Linked DNA regions of Homo sapiens: region 1 is linked to region 2. Evidence: chromatin loops called from intact Hi-C (ENCODE). Cell type or tissue: Calu3. All regions are shown on one strand. Each heading gives the region's core, and the rest is flanking DNA. Links, peaks and the distances in the headings are about the cores only.

Evidence for each region. A loop is a pair of places that touch in the nucleus more often than their neighbours do. Peaks named below come from ENCODE experiments on the same cell type or tissue, not always from the same donor. Only the 100,000 strongest peaks of a DNase experiment are listed, where the experiment ranks them.
Region 1: it touches region 2 in a loop (5-fold over the local background); 3 of 110 quality-filtered maps call a loop at or near these places.

The regions. Positions count from the first base shown.
Region 1 is chr9:109,183,474-109,198,427 of GRCh38, reverse strand. It overlaps EPB41L4B (erythrocyte membrane protein band 4.1 like 4B), which reads left to right. Exons shown (of 26, transcript NM_019114.5): 21 at 4,031-4,208; 22 at 6,073-6,150; 23 at 12,823-12,939. It also overlaps the pseudogene RNU6-984P. Among named protein-coding and RNA genes, the nearest start is that of FRRS1L, 24 kb to the right of the region's middle. RefSeq lists an enhancer at 12,412-12,911. In Calu3, for the core only: a CTCF peak has its summit at 5,444; a DNase peak (open chromatin) is centred at 5,467.
Region 2 is chr9:109,337,354-109,352,307 of GRCh38, reverse strand. No RefSeq gene overlaps it. Among named protein-coding and RNA genes, the nearest start is that of EPB41L4B, 24 kb to the right of the region's middle. In Calu3, for the core only: no CTCF peak of the experiment used is centred there; a DNase peak (open chromatin) is centred at 6,747.

The DNA of each region.
Region 1 (14,954 bases), core at 3,426-8,425, 150 kb after region 2:
TTCCTCTGTAAAATGGATGAGATAATACCTGCCTCTGAGGAGTTTTGTGGGGCTTAACATGAGAGAATGTGGGTAAAGCCCCAATACCCTGGCCATAGGATGAGGTCCCCTTTCTTTCTTCTCTAGGACCTGGAAGCTTCTGAGGAAAGATGGAGTTTAGGGGGTACCCAGAGTGCAAAATGTAGGACAGGACACGGGATTCTGGATGCAATTCTCTAACAGCCATCTCAGGTCTGCCATTTGTACCTGTGAAAAGGAAAAGAGGCATGTATGGGGGATATTAAGGGAGATATATCCCACCTCATATCCTTCATAGAAACTTCTGGTCAGCTGCATTTCCTAGGAAAGCCAAAACGAGTAAAGTTCAAATAATTAACAGTCCTAATGATCTCTGGGGGACAATTAAGCCATGACAGTTTGCTTCCCTCGAGGATAAGACTGGCAGAACTTGCCATTCCTTTTACATTTTGAAACTCAAAATGTTACTATCACTCATTTGAGAGATGTAATCATGTTTGAAACAATGACTGGCTGATATATAACCTGGAAGGAAAGGAAATTTCACTAACTCACCAAACTCACTCTTTTTTTTGTTTTTTTTTTTTTTTGATACAGAGTCTCACTCTGTCGCCCAGGCTGGAGTGCAGTGGCACAATCTCGGCTCACTGCAACCTTCGCCTCCTGGGTTCAAGCGATTCTCCGGCCTCAGCCTCCCAAGTAGCTGGGACTACAGGCACATGACACCATGCCCGGCTAATCAAACTGGCTCTTTTAAGGACACTCTTTTTCAAACCTTGAACTTTACATGTGTATTTCTTAAGCTGCCCCAAAGTATTCTGCTTTGAAAATCAAACAATAGCAGCATTTTCCCCATTAGTAGAAAATAGCAACATCCATGGATGAGATTTTCCCAGTGTTATTGTCCCATAAAGAGTTCTCGAATCCTTGACGCTGGCTACCGCTCATTTGCCCATCTTTTTATTATTATTATTATTTTATTTTTTTGAGGTGGAGTCTCACTCTGTCACCCAGGCTGGAGTGCAATGGCTCAGTCTTAGCTCACTGCAGCCTCCGCCCCCTAGGTTCAAGTGATTCTCCTGCCTCAGCCTGCCGAGTAGCTGGGATTACAGGCGTGTGCCACCACGCCCAGCTAATTTTTGTGTTTTTAGTAGAGACAGGGTTTCCCCATGTTGGCCAGGTTGGTCTCGAACTCCTGACCTCAGGTGATCCGCCCGCTTCAGCCTCCCAAAGTGCTGGGATTACAGGCATGAGCCACCACACCTGGCCTTTGCCCATCTCTTTAACTCTTTGATATTGATAAAGTTGGCACGTGATCAAGGAATATAAATGGGAAAACTCAGATCTCTGATTTTCTGGAAAATATTTTTTACATCATCATTTTTGAGATACAGATTTGTGTGCACACATCGCCCTTTTGGCTGTTGTAATATTTCTAGTTCCTAGGCTGGAATAAGGTGTAGTCAGATTTTAGGTTGCTCCACCAAAAGCATTGTAACATTCAGGTGCTGTGAACAAGTCTTCAAACCACTGCTTTTAAAGATACAGACAAAAATCTCAGCCACATTATTTCCTGGAAATATGACAAGGAGGGAAAATGTGGCTGCTACATGCAGTGAGAATGGAGAAGTAGAGGGTCTCTACAGAGAGTTTAAGGCAGGCGAAAAGGTCTTTTTTTTTTTTTTTTTTTTCGGAGACAAGGCCTCACTCTGTTGCCCAAGCTGGAGTGCAGTGGTCGATCACAGCCCACTGCAGCCTCAGGTGATTCAGCTCAGGTGATCCTCCCACCTCAGCCTTCTGAGAAGCTGAGACTACAGGTGTGTGCCACCACATCTGGCTAATTTTTGTATTTTTTGTAGAGACAAGACCAGACCATGTTGCCCAGGCTGGTCTCGGACTCCTGTGCTCAAGCAATCGCCTGCCTTGGCCCCCCAGAGTGCCGGGATTACAGGCATTAGCCTCTGTGCCCAGCCAAAAGTGTCATTTTTTATTGATACCAGCTAGTATGTTTAGAAAATCATGAGCTATTTTATTTTTTTCCAGAAATATAACTTCACTGTTTATTTAAACATAGTGTAAAAGTCTAAAAAAAATTCAATAGTGCTCACTTTGGCATCACATATACTAAAATTGGACTCATACAGAGAAGATTAGCATGGTCCCCCTGCGCAAGGTGGACATGCAAATTTGTGAAGCGTTTCATATTTTAAATTTTTAATTAAATAATAAAATATTTATAAGTTAATTAAAATATTTAAAGAAAAGAAAAAAAAGTAAATAGGCAAGACAGAAGAGAAAAGTAGCCAATTTCCCAGAATCAAAAATAACCAGGGTTCATAGTTGACGACTGTTACATTAGACAAGTTTCTATGCTTATATATTGTTAAAATAGAAACAACTTCAAAGCAAAAAATCATTCTGTATGTAAAATTTTACTTATGAAACTGTTGTTTTATGACTTTATCATGAATTTACCTTAGAAACAGGTAAAATTGGAAGACTTGCTGAATTTTAGATATGCTTCTTGGCCATAAGATCTAAACTAAGACAAAAGATAAAAACCATGATGAATTTGGAGTCTTTTTCAATTTTAGGCAGTGTCAGTTGACTCCCTTCTGTGAAAAATGAGCTATGGTTTTTAAATGGCCTTTTATATAAAACTAAATAATAATAACTATGCTATTGAGGTGATAATTTTTTAAATGAGGTAAAAAGAAATTTTAACCCCGCTCCTCCACTTAACTAGCTTTGCGAACTTGAACAAATAATTTCACAATCAGCTGCTAAATATCATCTGATTCTCTGAAAAATGGAGATGGTAATAGGGTCGGTGTGAAAATTAAGTGGGTGAATGAACGTGTAACCCATCTGACCTATGTCATCTATGTGGATCCAAATACTTGGTGTATTATTAATTTTTCCATGTACTTATTCAATTCTCACCTTTCCCCCTTTTTAGTAATGAGCCCTAAGTCCTTCCCTTGAGGCTTCTCCATACACAGAATAATCTAAAACCTCTCAGGGACCCCTCAGTCAATCCCATCCGCACTGCAGCTTTGTCTCACGGCCTCATGTTCCCACGTGGCCCCGTGCTGGGCTGAGGCCTTACCAGTGATCTGCACAGGCTGCACTGGTGCCTACCTGTCATGGGTCTTGTATCTACACTCTTGAGCTCAGCCATCATTCTAAATCACAACCCCTATGCAAGGGTGGCTCCAGAAGCTCTACATGGCAGATCCTTAGGGACAATGTGCCTGGAGTCCCCAGCACCACCCTTAAAGCAGAGAGTCAGACAGATGTTTGTACACCCATGTTCATGGCAGCATGATTTATAATAGCCAAAAGAGTGGGAACAAGCCAAGTGTCCATCAACAGATGAATGGATAAACAGAATGTGGTATATCCATATAATGGAATTTTTATATTATAAAAATAAATGAAATTTTGATGTATGCTACAATGTGGATGGACCTTAAAAATATTATGGTGACTAAAATAAGCCAGACACAGAGGAACATAGAGTGTGTGATTCCACTTATGTGACGTTCCTAGAATAGGCAAATTCATTGGGACAGAAAGTGGAATTGATGTTACCAGAGGCTGCAGGGAGGGGCTTGGGGAGTTATCGTTCAATATCAATACAGAGTTTCTGTTGTCACTGATGAAAAAGTTTTGGGGACAGATAGTGGCAATGGTTGCACAATATTGTGAATGCATTTAATGCCACTGAATTGTATATTTATAAGCAGTTAAAATGATAAATATTATATTGTATATATTTTACCAACAAAACAAAACAACACCCTGGCAAATGACAGAAAATTCACCCCAATTTGTTTTGGCAAAAAAGTCAGAGTATTGGATCCTGCAAGCTGGACATCTGGTGGACATCTGTTTGGGAACCCCCAATCCCCATCCCTGGTCTTCCCACCCCTGCCCATCCTCCGTCCACTCCTCACAGCCTGTTTATTATTGTAATGAGCAGAGCTTCATGTGCTTTTAGTAACCGCAGTGATGAAGACGACCTCCCTCCAGACCTGGCCGAGGCAGTGGGAGTGACCACATCTACAACCACAAACACCACAACGGCCGCCACACAAGTCTCCGTGCCGCTGCCGTCCCCCAAGGTCCAGAATGTCAGCTCGCCTCACAAGTCAGAAGGCAAAGGCCTGCTGTCCCCTGGGGCCAAGGTATTGGGGGGTGGAAAGCCCTGGCGAGCAGCCACACTTGCTGGGAATTCAGTATCAATTTACTGAGTAGCATCTGGTGCATGTATTTAAATTTTGCATAATCAATTGTGTATACTCATAAAACAACAGCAACAACCAGAACATGTTTTTATATAACTTGACCCCAAAATACAAGCCAACCATTTGTGAGACAATGAGTGAAATATAAAATCAGGTTCATTGTACTTTAATTGCAATGTAAGAGATTTTTGAGGGCAGTTTTCATTTAGAATCTCATCTCTATAATAAGCTATTAGTCCACTGTAAAGATAGAAAGAGAGAAATGATTCCCCCCCAACCATAGTGAACAGTTTGGAGGAGCAAAAACATAGAAGTGTCCCCATCCCTTCCCTTATGTCATATAGCCGGTGTTAGTAGTTTGAAAATAGGAAATATTATTCCATTTGCTGGTTTGAAATTTCAGGAAATTGCCTGAGATGTGAATGGGCTATGACAAAGGCTTTACACAAGATGTTTCTCTTGGTTTTCTTTGAGAGACCTCTAGCTACGATTACTCTTTGGCAATTGGTCCAAATACAATTGAACCTATTGCTGTCCAAGTGGATTCAAGTCAGAGGTTGCAGTGGTTCATGTGACTACACAGAGAAAAGGTGCGTGCAGGAGGCAGGTGCCCTGAAGGCAAGACCGGAGCTTCAGAGGCTGTTCCCAGCTCTTCCATTCATAAGCCACAGCACTCACTTCCAAAACCTTTATTTCTTCGAGCCTCAATTTCTTCCTCTTAAAAATGGGAATAAGATCTGCTATCTTGCCCTGGCTGGCGTCAGGTTCAGTGGAGGTTAAAGTGCTCATGCAAACTGGATGCCTGAGGCTTTTGCAGCTTCAGGGATCACAATTCCTGGTGACAGCTGAAGAATAATGGTCCAGGGCCACCTCCTGCATTACCAAGGCCAGTCTTTCACCTGGTGCCTTCCCTGGGTGTCTCTGGAAATATCTCTGCTTAGTGTTCTGCACAGAAACCTGCCTGGAGTGCTCAGCCAGCGACTGGCCAAGATCGAGGTTCTCTGCTTCTCTATAGATCACCTCCACCTATTGGCATCTCAGCCTGGATTATCCTCCACTGTGTGGAGCCCCCTGTACAACTTTGTCTCAGGTGTGGACCCAGGCTCCTATCACATATCCCACACTGTGGTTAAAACCAGGCTGAACGAAACATTTACGAAACAGAAGGGGGTTGGGGTGGCGTGGAGGGGATGCAAGTGGCATCCCACCAAAGGCCACAGGGCTCCCTCTCCTGGCCATCTCTCTCCTTGGGGCCTTGCTTGAACCACGTTGATGGGACTTCTTTTTTCTCCCTTAAAAGACCTCGAGGCCATCCATGCAGCTAAGACCCCAGAGCAGGAGGGCAAAACATTTTCCAAAAGCAAGCAACATAATCCACATGCCATCACCTGCCATGAAGATCATTGCTCTTAGTGTGCAGATCAGTTTAGCTCCTGGAGGACCCTGGATTTGATCCTCTTAATCTAGGACAAGGTCTTTGCTCTCTCTTTATACATTCAGAGGACTCTTTCAAGTGTTTTTTCCCCAAAAGACCAGTAGAAAAGCACTAAGAGCACTTAAGAAAAGCGGCCCGCAGCTCTGAAAGGGACAGCTCTCTGCACCATGCCTACTTCTACCTATGAAAAAATTGGGGTTCAAGTCTCAACATTTTGTACACTACTTGGTGAGGGAAATACAAGGGGATTGTCATTGCTAATGAGATCAGTGTAGAGGAGAGGCTGGGAACCTCTGCCTGTCTTTTCTGGTGAACTTTATCATCAATGCAGTGCCGTCTCTAACCAGGGGTGTTTGTCTGTCTCCCTAGAGCCCCTCTGACCGAGGAGGTGCCTTTACCCTGGAGCCGGGTGATCTTCTGATGGATTTCACAGAAGCCACTCCTCTGGTAAACTTCCTATTTTGCTAAAACCAGAAAAGTCACAGACCATAGAAACATCTTGGCAGTGGGACGGATGGACAGAGGTGGGCATTGCTGTTGAGGAGCCTCTTCCTCTTGTCCTGGAGGCTCAGGGATCAGCTTTCATCCAGGGGTCAGGCACTGTGGGTCCCTCCACCTCTAGAGCCCTTGAGGGAGGAAGGGGTGCTCCTTTGCTCCGAGGGTAGTTGTGGGGGTCCTGCCCATGCCTGTCTACTGCACTTCGAGTGTTATAGGGCTCCTCGGTGTTTTGTTCTCGGCTTCTTGGCTTCCTGGACTGCGCCCTGCATGCCCACCCGTGGGGAATCTCTTGCTGTTGCTTCCGACGATCCATCTGGTCTGAAGCACTGGCTCAAGGCCACACCCCAGCTTTCCAGGCCCCTCGCACCTCCTGCCATCTTCCATCCTCTGCATACAGGTCTCCCCTTAGGGATGGCAGCCCTTGTGGGACTCCTGCAGGTGAGAAACCCTTTTCAGGGAACAAGTAAAGGGCCTGGTGGGTCTGAGAATTAGGGTCAATTTCCAAAAAAAAAACATGGTGGCTTTGACAAGAGTGATGAGATTCCCTTAGAGATCATTGTGTTGCAGGTCCAGCTTGTAGATTTAATTACTTATAGATTTAAATGGTCTTTTCTTTGTTTGAACTGAACAGGCTGAGATGAGAAAGGAAGCAGCATCTGGTAGGGAATTGGAGATGCCGTGATCTGAGGGGCAATGCCTGCCAAATGACTGTCCAGCCTCTGCTTGCACCCCTTCAGTAATAGGAAGCTCATTCTCTCTCCCCAAGACACGCTGCTCACATCTCAGGGTATCTCCAACTAAGCTATGAAATGGGTATGGGCCTGTTTCACTGCTCAGGCATGGGACAACTGAGGTCCTTGCACTGCACTGAGACACAGCCACCACTTCACAGCTGAAGTTTGCAGTGAATGTGTGTCCTCAGGATAAAGCATCCTTTGAGGCATGAGTGCATGTATGCAGGCCTCAGGGAGAAGGTATCCTGGGCATCTAGCTTTTTGGCAAGAGCTTCCTCCATTTTGGGCTTTCCTTGGTACCATGGGCCTTGACCTCACTTTGTTCCAGAATCCTATTTCCATGAGCGCCAAAGGGTCCTAGAAGGGAAGAGGGGACTCCAGCCATCTGCTTCTCCCTTTGGTCCTCCTCCCTCCATCTGCTTCCCCCAGCATCAGAAATGCAAGCAGCAGCCCTCCTACCTGTTGGTAGGGTGATGGACAGGTCTCTATCTCAGGGGACCAGGCCTGCCTCCGCAAGTCAGTGTCCTGGATGCTGCTGATGAGGGCTGCAGAGGGGCTTCCTTATCCATGGGAGGAAGGAGCCAGAAGTAGAGGGAGGCAAGGGTGACCCCCGTGCCTGACTTGTGACCAGGGCTTCCTCAACTAACTGGCCCCAGCCTATCAGGTGGAACAATGCCTTGGGACCATCTCATCCAGTCCTTCACATATAGATGGGAAAACCAAGGCCCAGACAGGGGCAGACACTTGTCCCAAGTCACATAGCAAGTGTGTATCAAAGCCAGTTCTAGAACCTAGACTCTGGGCTGCCATTCCAGTGGCAGATGGCCCAATCCAGGATGTGTCTGTGTCTTTCCCTGTTAGCCAGTACCCTCCCTCAAAGCGGGTCAGATGCCCTGGTCTCAGTCTGGGCTGTGGGACAGCCCTGGGACCATCTCCAAGCTGTCAGCCCAGGTTTGGTCCTCAGAGTTGCTGAGTGGAGCATGAGGAAGGGAAGTGCTCAGGTACCTTGGTCTAGGAGACTCAGCCTGGATGAGCTATGGTTATTTTGCCACCAGCCCTGTGCCCTTTGCCTGTGGCTGCTCTCTCTGGGCCTTCCCATCAGCATTTCCTGCTGAAGAGGAAGCAGCCCTTTACGGGCATGAATGTCAGAACTTCCCATGTGCTACTCATCACACAGGCAGTGAATTACCCCTCCTTGGTGAATACTTTTTCCATGTAGTCATTTCCCAAGCTTACAGCCTATCTCTAGCCCCCTGCCTCCTACTGGATGAGACTCCTGAGGCCCCACCACTATCCTGGTCCCTAGGCCCAGTGCTGGACCAACAGGGAACTGGAGATCTTGCCTTCATTCAGCAACGTTCCACCAAGACACTATCAGAACCAGCGTAACCTAGCCGAGCGTGGTAGTATGTGCCTGTAATCCCAGCTACACAGAAGGCTAAGGCAAGAGAATCATTTGAACCCAGGAGGCGGAGGTTGCAGTGAGCCAGGGTCACGCCACTGCATTCCAGCCTGGGCAACAAAGCGAGAGTCCATCTCAAAAGAAAAGAAAAGAAAAGAAAAAGCTGGGCATGGTGGTATTATTCCTGTAATCCCAGCACTCTGGAAGGCCAAGGCGGGTGGATCACCTGAGGTCAGGAGTTCAAGACCAGCCTGGCCAACATGGTGAAACCCCATCTCTGCTAATAATACAAAAATTAGCTGGGCATGGTGGCACACATCTGTAGTCCCAGCTACTTGGGAGGCTGAGGCAGGAGAATCGCTTGACCCCCAGAGGCAGAGGTTGCAGTGAGCCGAGATCGCGCCATTGCATTCCAGCCTGGGCAACAAGAGTGAAACTCCGTCTCCAAAAAAAATAAATAAATAAAAAGAAAAAGAACTAGCATAAGCCTTTCACTTTTATCACTCTTGATACTTGTGGCCGGTCTCTGTGTAGAGTGGTTTTCAAAGAAGCACAGTCCAAAGAGCCCAGATTAATAAAAAGTTTCAATCTGGAACAGGCATCTCTCAAAAAATCATTAAAGAATATTACATTAACACCTCCTGTAACACATCTTGATCTCTTTTTGCCTTTTCTTTTATTCTCTTACATTCCTGCTTGACTCCAGGGACTTTCATTCCCAAACTCTCCACAAAGAAACACTCTTTCCAACTTCGCTTTTGTAGGTTTCTTCCCCCTCCTTTTCCCAAACCTTTTCCTCTCTAATCCCCAACTCTTTTATTAGGTAGCTCAATTTAGCAATCTTAAGCTTTAGAACTTTTGCAGCTTCACGTCTTTCCATTTCCGATTCTGTATCAGAGTTCGTAATCAGATCTGAATTTCTGCCTGGGTTGCAAGAGGTGGAATACGTGGGTGAGAAGGGAAGGAGGCAAGTGAGTCAAGACAGCACCTGCTCTCCAGTTGGTATTTTCTTTAGGATGTGAATGTGAGCAGGTGCTTGGGGGCATTGGCGTTGACTGAGCGAGGGGAGTTGGGGGAGGGTACATTGATGCATTAGTGATGTTCACCCTAGAATGCGGAGTCCTGCACGCTACTCCAAGTCTACCGTGCTAGCTTCCCTCCCCAGGTAACACAGACCATGAATACCTGTGCTTTCTGTGTTCTTTACGCTTTCTCTTTGGGGCTCGTCCCTCTCTGATCCCCATGCTTCATGAACCACTTACCCAACTGCAAAGCAGAGCCAATTAACACCCAGATCCCTTCTGGGCCATGACATGTTAGTCAAAAGTTCATGTGTCTGGAAGGACAGGGCCCTGGCCAGAGGAAGGCTGTGTAGGGCATTGGAACAGGCCCTGGGTTAGGTGTTAGAAGGGAGTTTCCATCTGGTGCAATAACTTACTTTTATTTTGAACTTAATTATACCAGCAGGGCTGAAGCTGAATCTCAAATTAAATTAGGGTACCCCTTCTGTGATTTTGGCTGTGTTCCCTAGGGCACAGGGAGGTGGAGAGAAATCTATTTAGTCCATGATGTCATCTGTTCACTGATACATCTAGGCCTCTCTTTGGTTCTTTCGTGGCTGTTTTGGGTGGGTGGAGATCACTCTCCTGCCAGGATGTGTGACTCTCTACCTGTTGGACAACATTCTGTTTGGAGGCCACCCTGTCCTGGGGCCTGCCATCTCCTCAGCTCTACCTGAGGGGGTTGGCAGGGCTGGTTCTTGCTGCTCTTCAGTCCCTGCTTCCCAGCCTCAGTGTCTGGAGAAAGTTGCACAGGGCCCCTTTGCTCGGTACTCACTAAAGTCTACTCCTCCTCCCTTTCCCTCTGACTTTTCTCTCCAATGGTCAAACTAGCCATCTCTTTTCCTATCTGGATGATGAAGAAGCCTTACACATTTTCATCATCATGTATCTATGCAGAGAATCTTTCTGTTTCCCCGAGAGTCAGATTTTGAACTCAAAAGCCAAGCATGTACAGATGAATGTAGCTGCTTGCCTGCAGAAAAGACCCAAGGAAGAAAGGAAATACTAGGAGAAAAAAATTAAGTGGTATTCCAAAATAGCCTTTGATTCCATGTGTTATCTTATTTCCTTCTCACGTAACAACAGTCTGGAGCGTGGGAGCCCCAGGATGTTCTTTTGTTTCAATCCAATCAGATGTATATTGAGAAAGGTCAGAAAGGCTTGTGCGGTGGATCAACACTTCTTTACCACGAAAGTCAAATGCTGGACCATCCCTTAAGGCGCTCATTATGTTCTTCAGTTGGTGGCCAGGACACATTTTGGCTTCTAGGCAGTGTGGCCATGTTTCTTGGTCATTTGTGCCAGCTTTTATTTTCTTCAAAAAATACCCATTGCGTGCCTGCTATCATCAGAGAAGAAAAGACCCAGTGGCCTGGGTCCCCTGTTGTAGTTGTTTCTGGTTGGAGTATGGATGCCCTGGGGCAGTAGTGGGAACTGTTCCTGAGGGTAGCAGGGAGACATATTTCTGCAGGATATACCCTGAGGTCCATAGAGAGCAGCAGGAGGGTTTTAAGTAGTCTGGTAAAAGTTAACTGCAGGTGACTCAGATGGATTCACTTGACTAAAAACTAGATTTAGAAACAGTCAACAAAATGAACCATGGACTAAGACTTTGCAAATGCAATTTCTACATCTCCCAAATTTGAATAGTAAAACAGGCCATCGTGAAGACCATTGTGAGATAATAGTTGTAAAAAGCCCTTTGGAAATTGTCCAGGACTGCACAATTGTAAAGAGGACAGAGATAGATCACTTTGGAGACGGAAAAGAGGCTGGCAATTTTCTTGATCATTTTTCTATGAAACTTACCCAGGGGCTGTGTTTTATTCTTCACAGCAGGATGATATCAACTATTTAAGGAAACTCTCTTGAGATAAAAGACGTGTATATTTGTTCTCTGGAGCAAATGGTCCCTCCCTGAAACCCAAAATAACCCTGTCCGTGGTTCCCTCTCCTAACATCAAGCATCCTCTGTCCTCCAACCTCATCCTCACCAGTACAAGCTGTTGGACCTCTGCTGGGCGCATGGTGCTATTCAAGGATAAGGTGGAGAACCCTGCGTATCCCAAAGGATGTGGCACTTTTTTCACAATGTTTGGTATTTTCCAGCTAAGTAGCAGGGTGTCCCAGTGTCAAACGAGATGCCACGGCTGGGCCCATGCATCTCGTCATGGGTCAGGGTCAGTTTGTTTTCTGAACACAGATAACAAAGAGCCAAGACATATGAAATCCTCAACTATATGTTACAGCTGGGCACAATGGATCATGCCTGTAATCCCAGTACTTTGGGAGGCCGAGGAGGTGGGGAATCTCTTGAGGCTGGGAGTTCAAGACCAGCCTGGGCAACATAGTGGGACCTCGCCTCTATAAAAAAGAAAAATTAAAATATTAGCCAGGCATGGTGGCACATATCTGTAGTCCCAGCTACTCAGGAGGCTGAGGCAGGAGGATTGCTTGAGCCCAGGATTTTAAGGCTGCCATGAGCTGTGATCACACGACTGCACTCCAGCCTGGGTGACAGAGCAAGACCCTGTCTCTTAAAAAATATGGCATGGTAGCTCACACTTGTAATCCCAACACTTTGGGAGGCCGAGGCGGGTGGATCACTTGAGGTCAGGAGTTTGAGACCAGCCTGGCCAACATGGTGAAACCCTGTCTCCATTAAAATTACAAAATTAGCTGGGCATGGTGGTGCATACCTGTAGTCCCAGCTACTTTGGGGGCTGAGGCAGGAGAATCACTTGAACCTGAGAGGCAAAGGTTGCAGTGAGCTGAGATCATGACACTGCACTCCAACCTGGGTGACAGAGCGAGTCTCAAAAAAAAAAAAGGGAAATGAAACGATATGTTTCTCCCCATGATATATTTCTTTCCTGGTGCCCTCTGTTGATATCCACTCACTGACATACCACAGTGTGTGCCCTTGTTCAGCAGAGTGCAGGAGGGCACTGAGCATGGAAGGCAAATGCTTCAAGTGTGTGGCCACTCCTCACTTCCTCCATGGCTCACATCACTAAGTCATCCTGGCTATCTTTCTGGCTTGGCCTGGGCAATGCTTCAGAACCCTCAACCGCGTGCCAAGAAGCCACTACCTGTCCTGTGCAGTTGGCACAGGAGATAGCCTCTACCTACCAGGCCTGGGAATGGGGTCTTGGTATGTCATCTGCTCAGATGATGGAGACAACAGATGAAAGACAGAAAGGAGAAAAGAAGGCTGAGAGAGAGGGTGGGGGGTGGGACCAGAAGCCAGTTGGCCAGAGCCTGGAAGTAGGCTGTGGGTGAGGCTGGCTTGAGAACAGTCTGGAGTTGCCAGATCTGTCTTGCACTGTGCTGTCTTTCTCTCCTTTCCCTTCCCCTACCTCCTCTTCCTCCTCCCCTTCTCTTGCCACCTCCTCCTCCCCTTCTCTCCTCTCCTCGTGAGCAGGCAGAGCCCGCCAGCAACCCCCACTGTGCCCACTCTCGCTGTTCTCCTCCACTCTCTCTCCCCATGAAGGAAGAGACCACTGGAGTTTGCATGTACCCTCCAATCAAAACGAGGCTGGTAGGTACCCTGGCAGGGAGAGGGGCCTGGCCAGGAGAGGTGAGGTGGGCAGGAGCCACCAGGCGAGGTGGAAGCCTGGGTGGGCGTGCAGAAGCCCCAGATCTCGGGCAGAGCCCATCGACAGGTGCCCTCACTCCAGATGGATGGAGGATTTGGAGTCCAGCTGGCCCTGGTCAGTTTGGAACATGCAGCTATGGAGCCCACTTCGCCTCTAGGTCTCAAGAATCAAGAAGAGTTTGTTTTCCTAGAATTTTGATGAGCATAGATGCTTTCCCCAGAGAGAAATATATGCTTTGGTACTCACCAGACGGACTCTTATGTTGCATTTCTATTGAAAATAAAACTTCTTTAAACTTGTCTTCTTCTGCTATTTATCAAGCTAATGATGTAATAGGAGTGCTACCTGACAATGTGAACAAAATTACCTGTCATCCCAATTTAGCATGATTTTTTGTCATTTTTACATATTTCCTTCTATTTATTCATATCATTCATAATTTTACATAGTTAAATCATAGTAACCATATTCTCTCCTGTTTTCCTCTTTTCACTTAATGCTGCTATGTTGTTTCTAGCTTGTTCTTGTTACCACATTATATGACTATTTGTATTTCATCAAGTGAATGGTCTACCATTTATCTAACACATTCTTTACTACAGGATGTGCGCTTTGTTCGCAGTTTGTCATTATTTGGGAGAACACATATAGCTTTTTGCATCAGGAATTTTATTTTCTTAGGCTATACCCTGCTGGATTAAACATGGTGACTTTGGCTTTTGCCCCCTTTCTAAAGTGGTTGTGCTAACAGATAGTGCCATCAGAAGAGAGTGACTTTGCTTTTCTCCACAGCCTTAGCAACACAGAGTGTAATTGTTGAAATCTATTTTTCTAATTTACAGCAGGTATAAAATAATTCTTTGAGATTGCTAACTTTCACCTTTCTTTCATAGCAATAATAAACCACTTTCTGGCAGGGCACAGTGGCTCACGCCTGTAATCCCAGCACTTTGGGAGGCTGAGGCAGGCAGATCACCTGAGGTCAGGAGTTTGAGTCCAGCCTGGCCAACATGTAAAACCCCAACTCTATTAAAAATACAAAAGTTAGCTGGGCATCGTGGCACGTGCCTGTAATCCCAGCTACTCAGAAGGCTGAGGCAAGAGAATCATTTGAACCTGGGGGGCGGAGGTTGCAGTGAGCTGAGATTGCGCCACTGCACTCCAGCCTGGGTGACAGAGTGAGACTCCGTCTCAAAAAATAAATAAATAAACCACTTTCCCTTTCTGCTTCATGATGATCTGAGAGTCTTATCTGTCTGTTACTTTCTGCTAGGATATTGGTCTCAGAGCACCATGCTGACTCAATAGGCAACAAGAGGAGAATGTACCCCAAGACTTCACCCCAAGGGTCCTTCTCTCACCTGAGTCAAAAAGGCAATTTCAGGCCTATTCTGGCAATTTTGAGATGTGTAAAGAGACCAAAGAAATTTGGGGGAAGGGGAGCAGGCTTGGGCTGGACATCTCAGTACACGTGGCAAGGATATTGTCATCCCCACATGGGGGAGACTTGCTTTACCCATTTGGGAAAGCTTGGCTGATTTGGGTCTGAGCTAATGTGTTCTTACTCATCCCTGCCTCACCCTCCCATTGGAGCCACTGAAGAGCATTGAGTAGCTATCCCAGTGTCCACAGGCAAGACCTCGAGACACACAAAGCCTGCTGCCCCTGGGCAGTGGTGGCCTTGGTGTCTTGCCTGCAGCCCTCTGCTGGCGGGTGGTATGGTATGCATTCACCAGCAGGTGTGCAGACAGTTTCTGTCCCCCAGGAATGTGCACAAAGCTGGTGTCAGAGTCATCTGGTTCCTGGGCCTGATGACGTACCCTAGGCCAGCTTGAAAAAATAAGCCCTTCCATTTCCCAAGTTCTCCAGGAGGCCAAAGACAAAATGACCAAAGAGAAAGACATGGAAGTCAAGAGTCTTTTTCACCACCACTACCTGATCAGCTGTTCGTCTGGCC
Region 2 (14,954 bases), core at 4,406-9,405:
CGAGATGGCGCCATTGCACTCCAGCCTGGGCAACAAGAGCAAAACTCCATCTCAAAAGAAAAAAAAGGGGGGGGATTCTAACCTAGCTTTTCTACTTTATCTCCTCCCAACAAGAACCTTAATCATAGTATTGCCCCCAGGTCCCAGAAAGAGAAAATATGACTGACAGTTGAGTCTTAGCCTGGGTTTCCTCCAAAAATGGAGACTGAGACAAGAACTTGAGTGCAGACGCCAGGTGCAGTGGCTCATGCCTGTAATCCCAGCACTTTGGGAGGTCTAGGAGCTTGATCACTTGGGTCCAGGAGTTCAAGACCAGCCTGAGCAACGCGGGGAAACTCCAACTCTACAGAAAAAAAAAAATACAAAAACTAGGTGGGCATGGTGGCCCACACCTGTAGTCCCAGCTACTTGGCAGGCTAAGGTGGGAGAATTGCTTGAACCCAAGAGTCCGAGGCTGTAGTGAGCTCTGACCATGCCTATGAATAGCCACTGTACTCTGGCCTGCGCAACAGGACAAAACTCCATCTCTATAATATGTATATGTATAAAAGAGTGAGGTACAAAAGCATGTAAAACAAAGAAAGAGGAAAGGCTGGTTAAAGAGTATGTTATTATGTTAGTCATCATTGGGATAATTGGGGCTTAATCCTACAATTCTGAGAACCCCTCTCAGAATTGTTAGTCAGGTATGGTAGTGTGCACCTGCAGTCCTAGCTACTTGGAAGGATTGCTTGAGCTCAGGAGCTTGAGATCAGACTGGGCAACATACCAAGATATTGTCTCTTAAAAAAATAAAAAATAAAAAAGTCTACACTAACAGCAATCAGAAGTATTTATCCATTGACTCCCCTTGACTCCCGTTGACTCCCAGTATTTCATGGTTGCTCCCAGAAGGCTGTAACTCCCCGGGCTCTTCTGGGGGGCACCTGTGCGAACACCTAGCATCCCACATGGCAGCACTGGAGAAGTCTTGGGGCATGAAATGAAAGGCTTGTCCTTGAGGTGAGATGCTGTCAGGCCAAAGCAAATTAAAAGCCCACACAGAGTTCTGTTTCCAATTCTGACTAATCTAAGATCCTGCTAGATGGATTATCTGACAGACAATAGCTGTAACATCCTGGCTTGCTACGAATAGTAAGGAGCTCCCTGAAGGCACTAGAAGAGGAACACAAGCAGGCTGATTAAAGGAGGGAAGCTGCACAAAGTGACCTCCCATGTTCATGTCCAGCTGACAGTGTAAAATGGTCCGATGTGTGACGAACCAGGAATATAAAACACAGGCTTAAGAGCAAAGAAAACCACTAGGCACAATGGCTCACACCTGTAATCCCAACACTTTGGGAGGGTGAGGCAGGAGGATCACTTGAGTCTGGGAGTTCAAGACCAGCCTGGGCAACACAGCGAGACCCCGTCTCTACACATTTTTTTAAAATTTTAAAATGTAACAGATGGACTTAGGAGCAAAATGAAAGTAACCAAGGAAAGAGTAAGTAAACTTGAAAATAGTGCTATAGAAATTATATAACATGAAGAAAAAGATAAACGTTTTTTAAAAAAGGAACAGAGTCTATCAATCTGACTCTACCAGACTATTAGATAATATCATCATAATAAGTCTATCATATATGTAATTATAATATCAACATACATGTCTAACACATTTGTAATTGGAATCCCAAAAAGAAAATAAAGATAATTGAGCAGGAAAAAAAATTGAAAAAATAATGACTGAAATATTCCTAAATTTGATTTAAAACATGAATTTACAAAGCTGGGCATGGTGGCCCATGTCTACAGTCCCAACTATTCAGGAGGTTGAAGTGGGAGGATCTCTTGAGGCCAGGAATTCAAGGCTGCAGTGAGCTATGATCACGCCTGTGAGAATCCACTGCACTCCAGCCTGAGCAACATAGTAAGATTCTGTCCCAAAAAAATAAATAAATGAAAACAGGCATTTACGGAGTCATAATTAATACACTCCCCTTGCTCACTGTTACCACAGCTTTACCCATGGGGCAGAGATATTATAGTTAGTGCTCACCAGGTACCTATGAGCTTCCCTGGATTTCTCAGCCTCTGCTGAAGTTAGCTTCGGCCGACTATGTGGTCAGTTCTACCCAATGGACTATGAGCAGGAGTGATGGGTGCTACTTCTGGGTCAAGGCAGTTAATAGCCAATGTACTTCCTCCATCTCTCCTTAGCCCACTGTGACAGCACTGTGTTCCATATGGTGTGGTTATACGAAGGAAGAAATCCTCCTAACCTATACTGGACTTTGCATTGGCCAAAAAAAACCAAAAAACAAAAACAAAAAACAAAACAAAAAAAAACCTTTTTTTGTGAAAAGCCACTGAGACTTGGGGATAGGGGTTTTCTGTTGCAGCACCTGCCATTAATTACACTACTATACCCATTCAATTATAGGTCTGTGTTGCTAATCTCTTTCATTAGAATACGATCTATTTGAGGTCACTGGCAGGTGTTCATCTAATAACTCCAGCACCAGTCCCTGTAGAGCCTGGAATATGAAGTGTGCTTATTAAATGTGTGTTGAATGAATTACAAGTGAATGAATCATTCTGCCTGATGTTTCAAGACCTCAAGTAAACACTTACTAGAAACCCAAGGAATTCAAAAATTTCTAGAGCTGGAATTTGAACCCAGAATCTTCTAACTCCAAGCCAAGGGCTTTTTGCACATTATCATTGTGGATAAATGATGGGAACTGTGAATCACCTCCAATGTGTGGCAATTCAGCAGACAGGCAGCCTGTGTGTAGCTTTCTAGGACAATTATTCTGGAAAGTCATTTCTGGGAAAGGGCCCAAGAATCTACACACAGCAGAGGAGAAAGACTTCTTTAAACATTGACTGCTGCTGTTGATCTGGTCTTGAAGCTCTGAAAGCAACACAAGTCAGAATCCTCCTTGGGGACAGAAGAGCATCTGTCTTTTCAAAAATTTAGACATTCCTGTTAAACAATTTCTTGGGAATTAACAAGGAGGAAATTGAGCAGGGAAATTCTTAAAATCCCACAATTAGGCTCGAAAAGTCAATGCGAGTTCAGGGTGGGGAAACATTTTGTGAGAGCTTATGTGAATGTCTGAATTGACTGAAAACTCAGGAATAATACAGATAAATTACTTTGCTATCATCAGTGAGAGGAGTCTACTGCATGCCAGGTACAGAACTATATATATATTATCCTTTCTTGCTCCTTTTAATAAAGTGGTAAAGTATGTAATTCTGTTCCCACTTGGCAGGTAAAGGAAATGGGTTCAGGTGGGGCATGGTGGCCGACACCTGTAATCCCAGAGCTTTGGCAGGTGGAGGCAGGAGGATCGCTTGAGGCCAGGAGTTTGAGACCAGCCTGGGCAACATAGAAAGACCCCATCTCTATAAAAAATTTTTTTCTAATTAGGAAAAAAAAAAAAAAAGAAAATGGATTCAGAGTAGTTGTGAAACTTGCTAAAGATTACACAACTAGGAAATGGTTGCTATAAGATTCAAACTCAGGTGTCTTGGACTCCAGAGCCCATGCTCTAGGCTTTTAAATCTGGCCAATGCTGTGGCCAATGCAATTCTTTTATTTGAAAGTCTCAGAAACCCAGGAACTGGTTTAGACAATGGGACTTTATTGGTTCGCAGAATCCAAGAAGGACTGAATGACAATCCACTGGAAAGGCCATGCTATCCTGAGCTTTTGGAGCAACTGCCACCAGATGCCTGAATGCTGCAGCAGTCCCTCTTCACCCATTTCTCTGCTCCTCTCATCCACACCTTGCTCAGCTCCTACCAGGAAAGAGGGTTTGATTTGCTTCCTTCCAGTTTCAGAACTCCCCAGGCAGACATTTAATTGCACAGCTTTGGTCAGATGCCTCTTCTATAGAAATCCATCTGGCTGGGATCATGGGTCATCTAAAAACAAGTCCTCTCCCTGTTTTGTTTTGTTTTGTTTTGTTTTTGAGACAGGGTCTCGTTCCGTCACCCAGGCTGGAGTGCAGTAGCACCAACACAGCTCTCAGCAGCCTCGACCTACTGGGCTCAAGCAATCCTCCTTCCTCAGCCTCCTAAGTAGCTGGGACCACAGGTGCATGCCAACATTCCCAGCTAATTAAAAAAAAAATTGTACAGACAGGGTCTCACCGTGTTGCCCAGGCTGGTCTCCAATTCCTGGGCTCAAGCAACCCTCCCGCCTTAGCCTCCCAAAGTGCTGGGATTTCAGGCATGAACGACCTTGTACGGCCTGGAACAGGATCAGTGTTTAAAAAACCAAAATGATCAAAGGAACTAGAAACACTTAGCTTGAAGGAGAGGATACTCAGGAGGACATTCCTGTTATCTTCAAACATTTGAAGGACCAGCGTGAGGAAGACAGAGGATGTGCTCTGGGTCACTATGGGACCAGTAGTAAGAAGTTTCCAAGAGACAGATTTCAGGTTCACATTCAACATCCACTGAGTGCTTCCCATGTGTGGGATATTATATCGAGTTCCTTCACATATATAATCTCTCTTGATCCTCACAACAAATCTGTCATAAATTTCATTACACCTATTTCACACGTGAGAAAAGAGACCAAGACAAATAAATTGCCCAAGTGGCATGGATTTGATCCAGGTGTTCTATCTCTGCACTTTTCCCATTACATCATTCTGCTTCTTCACATACAGCTCTCTAATAATCATTTCGGTTCAAAGAGAGTTGGTATTTTTCAGGAGCAAAGGGCTGCCCATGTCTAAGGTTGCCCCTGCGAAAGTCCAGTGGTCATCTTCCCAGGACTTGATCAAGGTATGTTGCAAAATGAAAGCCATGGTTGGTCTAGAAAACTACCCTAAAGTCCATTCTGACTTTCACTTAATAAATTCTTCAAGCTTTTACAAATTCTTTTTAAAACTCTGTTGGGTTGAGCATAGTGGCATACACCTATAATCCCAGCTATTTGGGAGGCTGGGGCAGGAGGATCACTTGAGCCCAGGAATTCAAGTCCAGCCTGGGCAACATAGCGAGACCCTGTTTCTAAAGACAAAACAACATCAAAAATATCTCTGCTTGATATCTTTCATATGAACACCTCCTAGCCCTAAATCACTCTCTACCCTTTTGTACTCTGCTCTGAGCCTCATGATATGGGTCTGTATGGATTGCATCATGATCTTCCTGCCTGCTGGCTTCAGCTGATTCTGTCTAGCAGGGATCCCCAGGAGATCAGAGGAGGGAGGCAAGTGACAGACACTATGAGGTCACCTTTGGTTGGGTCTTCCCCCAACCGAAAGTCATTGCTCCTCTTACTGTGGCCAGCTGTGTGTCTCTTTCTCCTTCTAGGTTCTGTGAACTCCTTCCTTGCCTCTTCTCTTTCTCCTAGCAATGGTAACAGCTCTGTAGCTCTATACGAAAGACCCTGCAGCATCCCTTGTGATTTCCCCACACTCCCACACTTTTGAAATTAATCCCCTTATCAACGAACCATCCTCAAACCGTTTTGATGTTAGTGTACCACCTGTTTCCTATTGAGGCCCCGACTGATAGAATAACTTTTTCCAGATTGTAAATTCCTGTATCCTAATTATATTTTTCTACAAACTCAGTGTGGGACTTTCAGATATAGACTCAAGAAGAAAATTTAAATGACCTATAATCCCACCCCTAGAAATAGCTGACAGTTGGGGACATTTCTTTCCAACATTTTTCTGTGCACATATTACATACTTCTTTACATTGTGTATATCTCAATGTACGTACAATTTCATTAACACGATAACGTCATGAACATTTTCCCATGTCATTAAAAAGTCTTCATAAACATCAGTGTTTCAAAGTGGTATGCCATACTGTATCATGATTATTTTTCCACTTCCCTATTTGGGTTACTTATATTTTTTACTATCATAATAAATATCACTGGGCCAGGCGCGGTGGCTCACGCCTGTAATCCCAGCACTTTGGGGGGCTGAGGTGGGCAGATCACGAGGTCAGGAGTTCAAGACCAGCCTGACCAACATGGTGAAACCCCGTCTCTGCTAAAAATACAAAAATTAGCAGGGCGTGGTGGTGCGCGCCTGTAATCCTAGCTGCTCAGGAGGCTGAGACAGGAGAATCGCTTGAACCCAGGAGGCGGAGGTTGCAGTGAGCCGAGACCATGCCACTGCACTCCAGCCTGGGTGACAGAGCGAGACTCCGTCTCAATAAATAAATAAATAAATAAATATCACTGGTATGATGATCTCCATTCATAAGTCTTAGTCCAAACATCTGATTATTTCCTTAGGTCCCTCAAAATGTTGATGCTCAGGTAATGCCCAATATATTGAAAACACTAGAGGGAGCTTGAGAGTTCCCTGAAACAATCGTTTTCTGTGCCCTGGTGAAGAATGAAAATAACCTGCCAGGACTGGCAGAAGTATTAAAGGCATTTGAGGGTTTCCCTTTACCACTGGGAAAGCTATGCCTGATCTCACAATAAAACAATGTGGGCATTCTCTTCCCAGGCCTGGTTCCATCGTGGGTCGGGAGAGAGCTTGGTTTGTTATTTCGGCTGACAACAAGTGTGGTCAGGAATCTTTAGATCTGTGGATGACCAAGAGGGTGACCGCAAAGGCCACATTCAGCTTATAAAGAAAGTCGATCTGAGAGGCTTCTGAAAAAAGGCTCCGCTCCAGCCTCAGGGAGCCACAGTCCTGGGGTGAGTTCAGCAGGCCAGACCTTGCTGCAGAACTCGCTGGGCAAGTTCTAAGCAGCTGCTTGAGAGACTGTGGTGGGTAATTGTCCCTAACCAAGGTTCAGAGTCACCAACAAATGAGTGGGTGGCAACCCACGTGATCGGGGCTGTGCTGAGGAGGACGAGGTGGGGGCAGGGACCTGAGCTCCTGAGCCTTTAGCTCCTCTTCTGTTTCCCCTTCCACACCTTTTGAGAGGGTTCTTACTGTAGAAGACTCTGACACAGGGAGATCCTGCCAGAGCCCGAGCAGCCCATAGTAGCTGGATAAATGCAGCTGAAAAGAGAGGGAAAAACCCCTCAGCAAGTGACCCAAGAACCCTCAAGGATGAAGATGGCACAAGCTGTTCCCCTTGGGATAAGCATTCTGCCTCTTCCCCCTGGATCTATCTTCCCAGGCATTGGCCCCTCCTGGCCCACCACACTTGACTTGCTCATTTATGCAGGAGACAAATTAAGACCCTCTTTCCTTAAAGCCATAATTGCAGGAAGAACTTAGACCGTATGGAGAGTATGCCTATGACCCTGGAAGTCAATGACGTTTCACAGTTAACAAAGTTGGGAAGCTTTGGAAATACTGGGTCTCGGCAGGCTCAAGGTCCATACTTTCAAATACTAAAAGCAACTCAGATAGTTACTGTGAGACCTGCAAGACTTGCCCTTCAAACCCATGCACAATCTTAGTTGTGCAAAAAAAAATTACTTGGGGAATTTTTTAAAGTCCTCACACCCAGAGCAATCACAACAAAATCTCTGGGGTTGGGACCCAGACTTTAGTGTCCCTTAAAACTCTCCAGGTGATTTCAACGTGAGTCCAGATTGAGAACCACTGGTCTTAAAAGGATAATGAAAGAAGGCCAAGACTTTTAATACCTCAATAGGTATATACATTTTATTTATTTATTTATTTTCATTTTTATTTTATTTTTTGAGACAGATTCTTGCTCTGTCGCCCAGGCTGGAGTGCAGTGGCACAATCTTGGCTCACTGCAGCCTATGCCTCCCGGGTTCAAGTGATTCTTGTGCCTTGGCCTGCCGAGTAGCTGGGACCACAGGCATGCACCACCACACCCAGCTAATTTTTGTATTTTTAATAAAGATGGGTTTTTGCCATGTTGGCCGGGTGGGTCTCAAACTCCTGACCTCAAGTGATCCACCCACCTCAGCCTCCCAAAGTGTTGGGATTACAGGCATGAGCCACCGCATCCAGCCTCGATAGGCATATAAATTTAATGGCCATATTTCCAATCTGTACTTAGGTGTTCTCTTTCTTTGAATCTTGCTTTATGATGCATTCTGGCCTTCATTTACAAAGCCAATTAGAGATCTATAAATAAGTTATAATTTTAGTAGTTAAATTTAAGAAGAAAAAAATCTTGTGTCACTTGTACTCTGTGAGTTACCCTTGCCTGAGGAAAGTGTCATTGGTTGGCAAACCCAAGGCCACCTTTTTTCACTGAGCAGGCAGAATGGCTCGGCGGAATGAGAGGAAAAGTCAGAGTTCATCAAAGCGAAATCTTAAAGTTAGCAGGTGGAGAAGTTTGGGACAATGAGATATGCATCTAAGGGGCTGGGCGCGTGGCTCACACCTGTAATCTCAGCACTTTAGGAGGCCAAGGCAGGCTGATTACTTGAGGTCAGGAGTTCGAGGCCAGCCTGGCCAACATGGCAAAACCCCATCTCTACTAAAAATTTACAAAAATTAGCCGGGCGTAGTGGTGGGCACCTGTAATCCCAGGTACTTGGGAGGCTGGGGCACAAGAACCCCTTGAACCTGGGAGGCAGAGGCTGCAGTGAGCCGAGACCAGGCCACTGCACTCCAACCTGGGAAACAGAGTGAGACTTGAGGGGAGAATCGTGGAAGTTTTTTTTTTTCTTTTTTTTTTAAGAGACAGCCTCTCACTATGTTGCCTAGGCTGGTTCTCAAACTCTTAGGCTCAAGCTATCCTCCCATGTCAGCCTCCCAAAGTGCTGGGATTACAGACAAGAATCTTGCATTTTAAGTGCAGGAGTATGGCCTACGGGGGCTAGAGGGTGGCAATCAGTCAGGAGCTTATCTGGGTGTCCAACTGATATTCAGGAGCCCCTTGGACTGGACTTTGGTTTGTGTTGTAGTCAGGAAAGCTAAGATTCATCAAATCCTGAAGACTCAGCCCTCTAATTTCTGCATCCTCTTTTCTTTTCAACCTCAGCCACCCTCCTCTATGGTTTTTCATGGAGTAATACGGAATATAGAAAGAGCAGGGATCTTGGAATGAGACAGATACGAGTTCACAGCCTAGCTCTGTCGCTGACTGGCTATGTGATGGTCATGAGATGTTTGGCATCTGAGCATTCCGTTTCACATCCATGAACTCAGCAAGTGACCTGAGAATGTGCAGTACTGGTGTGTCAACCCTGCATCACCCATGGATTAACATGCCACCAGCTGTTCTCCTTGGATTAAGGACTTTGCCTCTTCTCCCTGGGTTCATTGTCCCAAGGATTGGCCTCTCCCGGCAACGCTGTTTGATTAGCTCATTTGCGCAGGAAATGAAGTCAGTAAAACCTTTAAGCTAAGGCAACAGGGGCCCCTGCTGTCATCAACCCTCATCAACCCATCAACTATAAGGCCCTATTCCAGTGTTCTTTTGCCTATACTCACCCTGCTGGGCAGGGGTTTCATGGGGCCAAAGGGACCTGCCTCTTAGAACAATTGCTTCCCTTTCTTCTTTTCTTTTCAAGATGGAGTTTTGCTCTTGTTGCCCAAGCTGGAGTGCAGTAGTGCTATCTTGGCTCACTGCAACCTCCGCCTCCCGGGTTCAAGCGATTCTTCTGCCTCAGCCTCCTGAGTAGCTGGGATTACAGGTGCCCGCCACCACACTTGGCTAATTTTTTGTATTTTTAGTAGAGATGGGGTTTCACCATGTTGGCCAGGCTGGTCTTGAATTCCTGACCTCAGGTGATCCACCCACCTTGGCCTCCCAAAGTGCTAGGATTATAGGCGTGAGCCACTGCACCTGGCCCAATCGCTCCCATTTCTAGACCACATTACAAGAGCCAGGACCCTGAAATTCCCTGTCCAAATGAGGCTGAGCCCACTTCTGGGTTCTCTGAAGGTTACTCCCCAGATCTTTCCCCTTGAGGTTGGACTACATGGCCCTTCCTAGGCCCCAAAGGAAGTCAAAGGCAGCTGATGGGAAGGGGGTGATCAGAATGGAGGTGGACAGAGCTGGAGCATCCTACTTCCACACAGGTGTGTCCTCGTGGTGGTTCAAGACAGAGTCAGGGTTGAGAAGAGAAGGGGGCAGCTCTCCCTGCCTGGCTACAGTTCAGCACAGAACACTGATGAGCTTAAGAATTCTAAATGTGAACTTGGCCTTCCAGGTCATTAAGAAGACATGTGTCAAGTTAGGAGGTTAGCGCATCTTTTAGTTAATAGCTTATTAGCGTAATTTTTAACTTTGAAAAATTGAGGCATATGGTATGTGGACCTCATCCTGGCCCCACAGATGTTACAGGCAGGCCTGGGGAAAATAATACAAGCATTTAGGTTGTTATGAGAATTAAAAAAATATGTATGAATGCAGAGTATGCAGAGAAGGTGCTCAGTAAGAATTATTCTCCTTTCTTTCTGGCTTGCCAATTCTGTCTTTAAAACTGCAGTTGTAAAAGAGAATTCTTCTCTAGGTAGGGCCATCACCTTCCTCCTTTTTTTCTAGGGTACAGCTTCATGCTGTGTTAACACTGGGGCTGGCTAACATGCCCTCAGGCCTTCCCGCGAAGAGGCTGATTCAAGTTTGACAGCTAAGTCAGGAACATTTAGTTAACCGTGGCCAAAAAATTTAAAAATGGCTCTTATGCCAATCAGGAAGGCCTCGGCCCCTTGTGAAGTACCTCTCCAGTGAGGCAGCCTTAAGGTAGGCGGGGCTTCAGGAACCCCAGGCCTTCTGGCAAGACCCACGGAAAGAGATTTCTGGGTGTGGGAAGCAGGGAGGCTCAGCAGCTGCTTTGGGGGCTCTGAGAGCTGTCTGCAGAAGTGCATTGTCCTGAACCAGGAACTGCGCCTGGAAAACTAGCCATGCTTCTTCAGGGACCAAGGAAGGGGTTGTTGGGGTGGGACTGATCAGGGGATCAAGAACCCAACAGTTAGGAGAAGCCAGACTTCTCTGATAAGTTGAAAGTAGCAGCTGGGTGCAGTGGCTCATACCTATAATCCAAGCACTTCGGGAGGCAGAGGCAGGTGGATCACTTGAGATCAGGAGTTCAAAAAAAGCCTGACCAACATAGTGAAACCCCATCTCTACTAAAAATACAAAATTAGCTGGGCGTGGTGGCACATGCCTGTAATTCCAGCTACTCGGGAGGCTGAGGCAAGAGAATCGCTTGAACCCAGAAGGCGGAGGTTGCAGTGAGCCAAGATCGCGCCACCACACTCCAGCCCAGGCAACGGAGTGAGACTCCATCTCAAAACAAAACAAACAAAAACCTAGCAGAACTGGTTCACTGTGCTAAGTATCTCAAATTTGCTGCTGTGTATCTACTTTTTACTTTGAAAATATCCATTTATTTATTTATTATTATTTTTATTTATTTATTTTTTGAGATGGAGTCTCACTCTGTCATCCAGGCTAGAGTGCAGTGGCGCCATATCGGCTCACTGCAACCTCTGCCTCCCGGGTTCAAGCGATTCTCCTGCCTCAGCCTCCCGAGTAGCTGGAATTACAGTCATGTGCCACCACTCCCGGCTGATTTTTGTATTTTTAGTAGAGACAGGGTTTCACCGTATTGGCCAGGGTGGTCTCGAACTCCTGACCTCAGGTGATCCGCCCACCTCAGCTTCCCAAAGTGCTGGGATTACAGGCGTGAGCCACTGCACCTGGCTGAAAATATCCATTTAATTTCTGCATTCTAAACAGCAAGTAGGAGTATGCTAAGCTGTTAGAAATTGGGGCCCAAGGAAAGGAAGACACAGCAGTTTGGGTGGAGGGAACAGTATATGCAAAGAGCTGCAGGCAGAAGAGGTAGGGCATCAAAAGACAGGGAAGCATGGCCGGACAAGGTGGCTCACGCCTGTAATCCCAGCTACTCGGGAGGCTGAGACAGGAGAATTGCTTGAACCCGGGAGGCAGAGGTTCCAGTGAGCCAAGATCGTGCCACTGCACTCCAGCCTGGGTGACGCAAAAAAAAAAAAAAAAAAACAGTAAAGCATGGACTACAAAGTGTGTGTCGGAGAGGAGGGTGGGAAGGTGATCTGGCCTTATTGAAATGGCTTTGAAGCATTCTGATGTTGCTTCTTGAATCATAGAGAAATATGTGCTCAAGACGCTATAAGATGATTTCCTCCTCGTTAGAAAAAGGCTTCTATAAATTTTGAGAAATTAAAACATTTTGGTTACTAAGTGTCAAGGACTGTTTAACCCATATATACATTGGACCTCTTGTGGCTAAATTTCAAATTAATCTATTTGTCTCTCATCTATCTATGTTTTTAAATCACCAGAAATAGAAAATTATTTTATATTTTTAAATCAAAGACAAATTTATTTGATAAGTTAGGTATCGCACTTAGACCTAAGAAACAGATCCCCTGAAAAAAATCACTATGAAAAAAATTTTCTGGCCAAGAGTGGTGGCTCACTACCTGCAATCCCAAGACTTTAGGAGGTCTAGGTAGGAGGATCACTTGAGCCCAGGAGTTTAACACCGGCCTGGGCAACATAGACCCCTGTCTCTACAAAAAATTTTAAAAATTAGCCAAGCATGATGGCACATGCCTATAGTCCCAGCTACTTGGGAGGCTGAAGTGGGAGGATCACCGGAGCCCGGGAGGTTGAGGCTGCAGTGAGTTCAGATCATATGACTGCACTCCAGCCTGGGCCACAAAGCAAGACCCTGTCTAAAAAAAATAAAAAATAAATAAATTCCTGAAGCCCTCCCTCAAGACCTGAAAAACAAACATGACAAATGTTTTCAACTTATTCAAATGCTAAAGAGGGCTGTCACTCTCAGAAACAAGATCTATTCAGTTATGCATCTAGTCATCTAGGGTAACATTGGACCTAAAGATCAAGAAATGTATACTCACATTGAGTATACATTTGTACTCTTTTGTTTCAATTTGTACTCTTTACCAAATTTTATCTGAAGGGCCTAGGGGTTAAGGATGCAGTAAATTCACCTCCACACCCATCTTCTCCTCCCCACAACATACATACTTTATATTAACTCCTTCTTGCCTCTCACGTTAAACCCAGGTTGGCTAACTTTGATGATGAAACACACTAGTCCTTTATACTTAAGGTTGGTATAAATGCAACATTGTTTATTTGCCAAATCCCAGAGAGGCAAAGATCTAATTAATCTATTAAGGCTTCTCTTGGAAAAAAGTCAAAATTTTCAGATGGGAAACCTAGGTGGCTATCATCAGGATGTTTTGCAACAGGGCTGGCTGGATTGCTCCAGACGATTCAGACGGCCTCTGCTCATGGAAGTTGTGGGTAGCAGGCTGGGAATGCAAATGAGGGAGCAACTCTGTTTGGGGATGTTCAGCTAGGCCAATGGCCATTGCCCTCTGCAGTGAAACAACTGTTCTGTTCCTGTGCCTCCAGAACTGGGACCAGAATAAGGGAAGGTGCAGATCGAATGGGGCCTCAGGAACCCCCAGGGCATGTCCTTGGAATCTTCCAAACAGCAAACTTGAGAGTTGGGGCTCAGCTCTACTGAGTGAAGGCTTCCTCTGAGGCTTTTGTTGATGGGCATGGCCACTCTTGGGACAGAGTGGTCTCCTCAGAAACGCTCCCAGGGAAGCCACTGTATTGCATGGTACTACTACTAGTTGGCCTAATGAGAGTGAGCAGGGGGAGGGAAGGTTGGTTGGTTTATGTTTAAGCTGCAGCCTTTTATGTTTTCCCCAAACCTTAATGACATTGAAACCCTGGAACTATTCCCCGTTTCAAGGCTTCTCTCTGGCCAGGTGTGGTGGCTTATGCCTGTAATCTCAGTAATTTGGGAGGCTGATGCAGGAGGACTGCTTGAAGCCAGGAGTCTGAGACCAGCCTGGGCAATAAAGTAAAACCACATGTCTACAAAATATTTTAAAAATTAGCCAGGTGTTGTGGCAGGCACCTGTGGTCCCCACTGCTTTGGAGGCTGAGGCAGAAGGATCATTTGAGCCCAGGAGTTCGAGGCTGCAGTGAGCTATGATCATGCCACCGCACTCCAGTCTGGGCAACAGAGTGAGAACTTCATCTCTAAAAAGAAGAAAACAAAAAGAGAAAAAGGCTTCTCTCCCTTATAGGAGCACAGAAACAGATCGCCAGCTCATTGAAATGAAGATTATGGCTGCATTGATAGAAAAGACCAAAACGGGGGAACTAATGAGCCCCCTCTCTCTGCAGAGGGAGAGAAAACCATGAAAAATCTAGAGCCAAGAAGCCCTCCTCAGAGGATTTTTATTACATGGTTTTTGTGTCACTAGATAGCCAAACTGTCTGGGTGTGGTTGCTCATGCCTGTAATTTCAGCACTTTGGGAGGCCAAGGTGGGAGAATTGCTTGAGGCCAGGAGTTCAAGACCAGCCTGGGCAACAAAGCAAGACCCCATCTCTATTAAAAAACAAAAAGTCTCCAAGCACAAATACTAAACTCTCAAGAGATTTCCAAACTGGCTTTGTGATATCTGTACCCACAGGGTGGGCACAGCATGACCGACATTTAGCAGGTGGGGAGCAGGGAGGGAACACAGGGACAGAGCTCTGTCCAACAGAACTCTCTGCACTGAAGGAAACGGTTTTCCTCTGCACTGTCTAAAATGGTAGCCGCTAGACACATGTGGCTCTAAAATACTTGAACGTTGCTAGGGCAACTGAGGAGCAGAATTTTCAAATTTTGTTTCATTAAATTTAAATAGCCACAGGTGGCTAGTGGCTCTCATATTAGATAGCACAGCAAGAAGTTCGCTGACCTTGAGATGCTCAGGGAAAGAGGGCATCTTTACCTCTGCCTGGGTTCCTCTTTTATCTTGCAACCCTGGACATTCAGGCTTCTTGTTCATCAGTCTGGCAGCTCCAATACTGAGGCCCCTCCTCAGTTAACCCTACTGCACTGGGCAAACTTCAGCAAGAGGAAACATTACACGATCTGCTTTGAAAAGACTGTGCATGGCCTGGCGTGGTGGCTCACGCCTGTAATCCCAGCACTTTGGGAGGCCGAGGTGGGTGGATCACCTGAGGTCAGGAGTTTGAGACCAGCCTGGCCAAC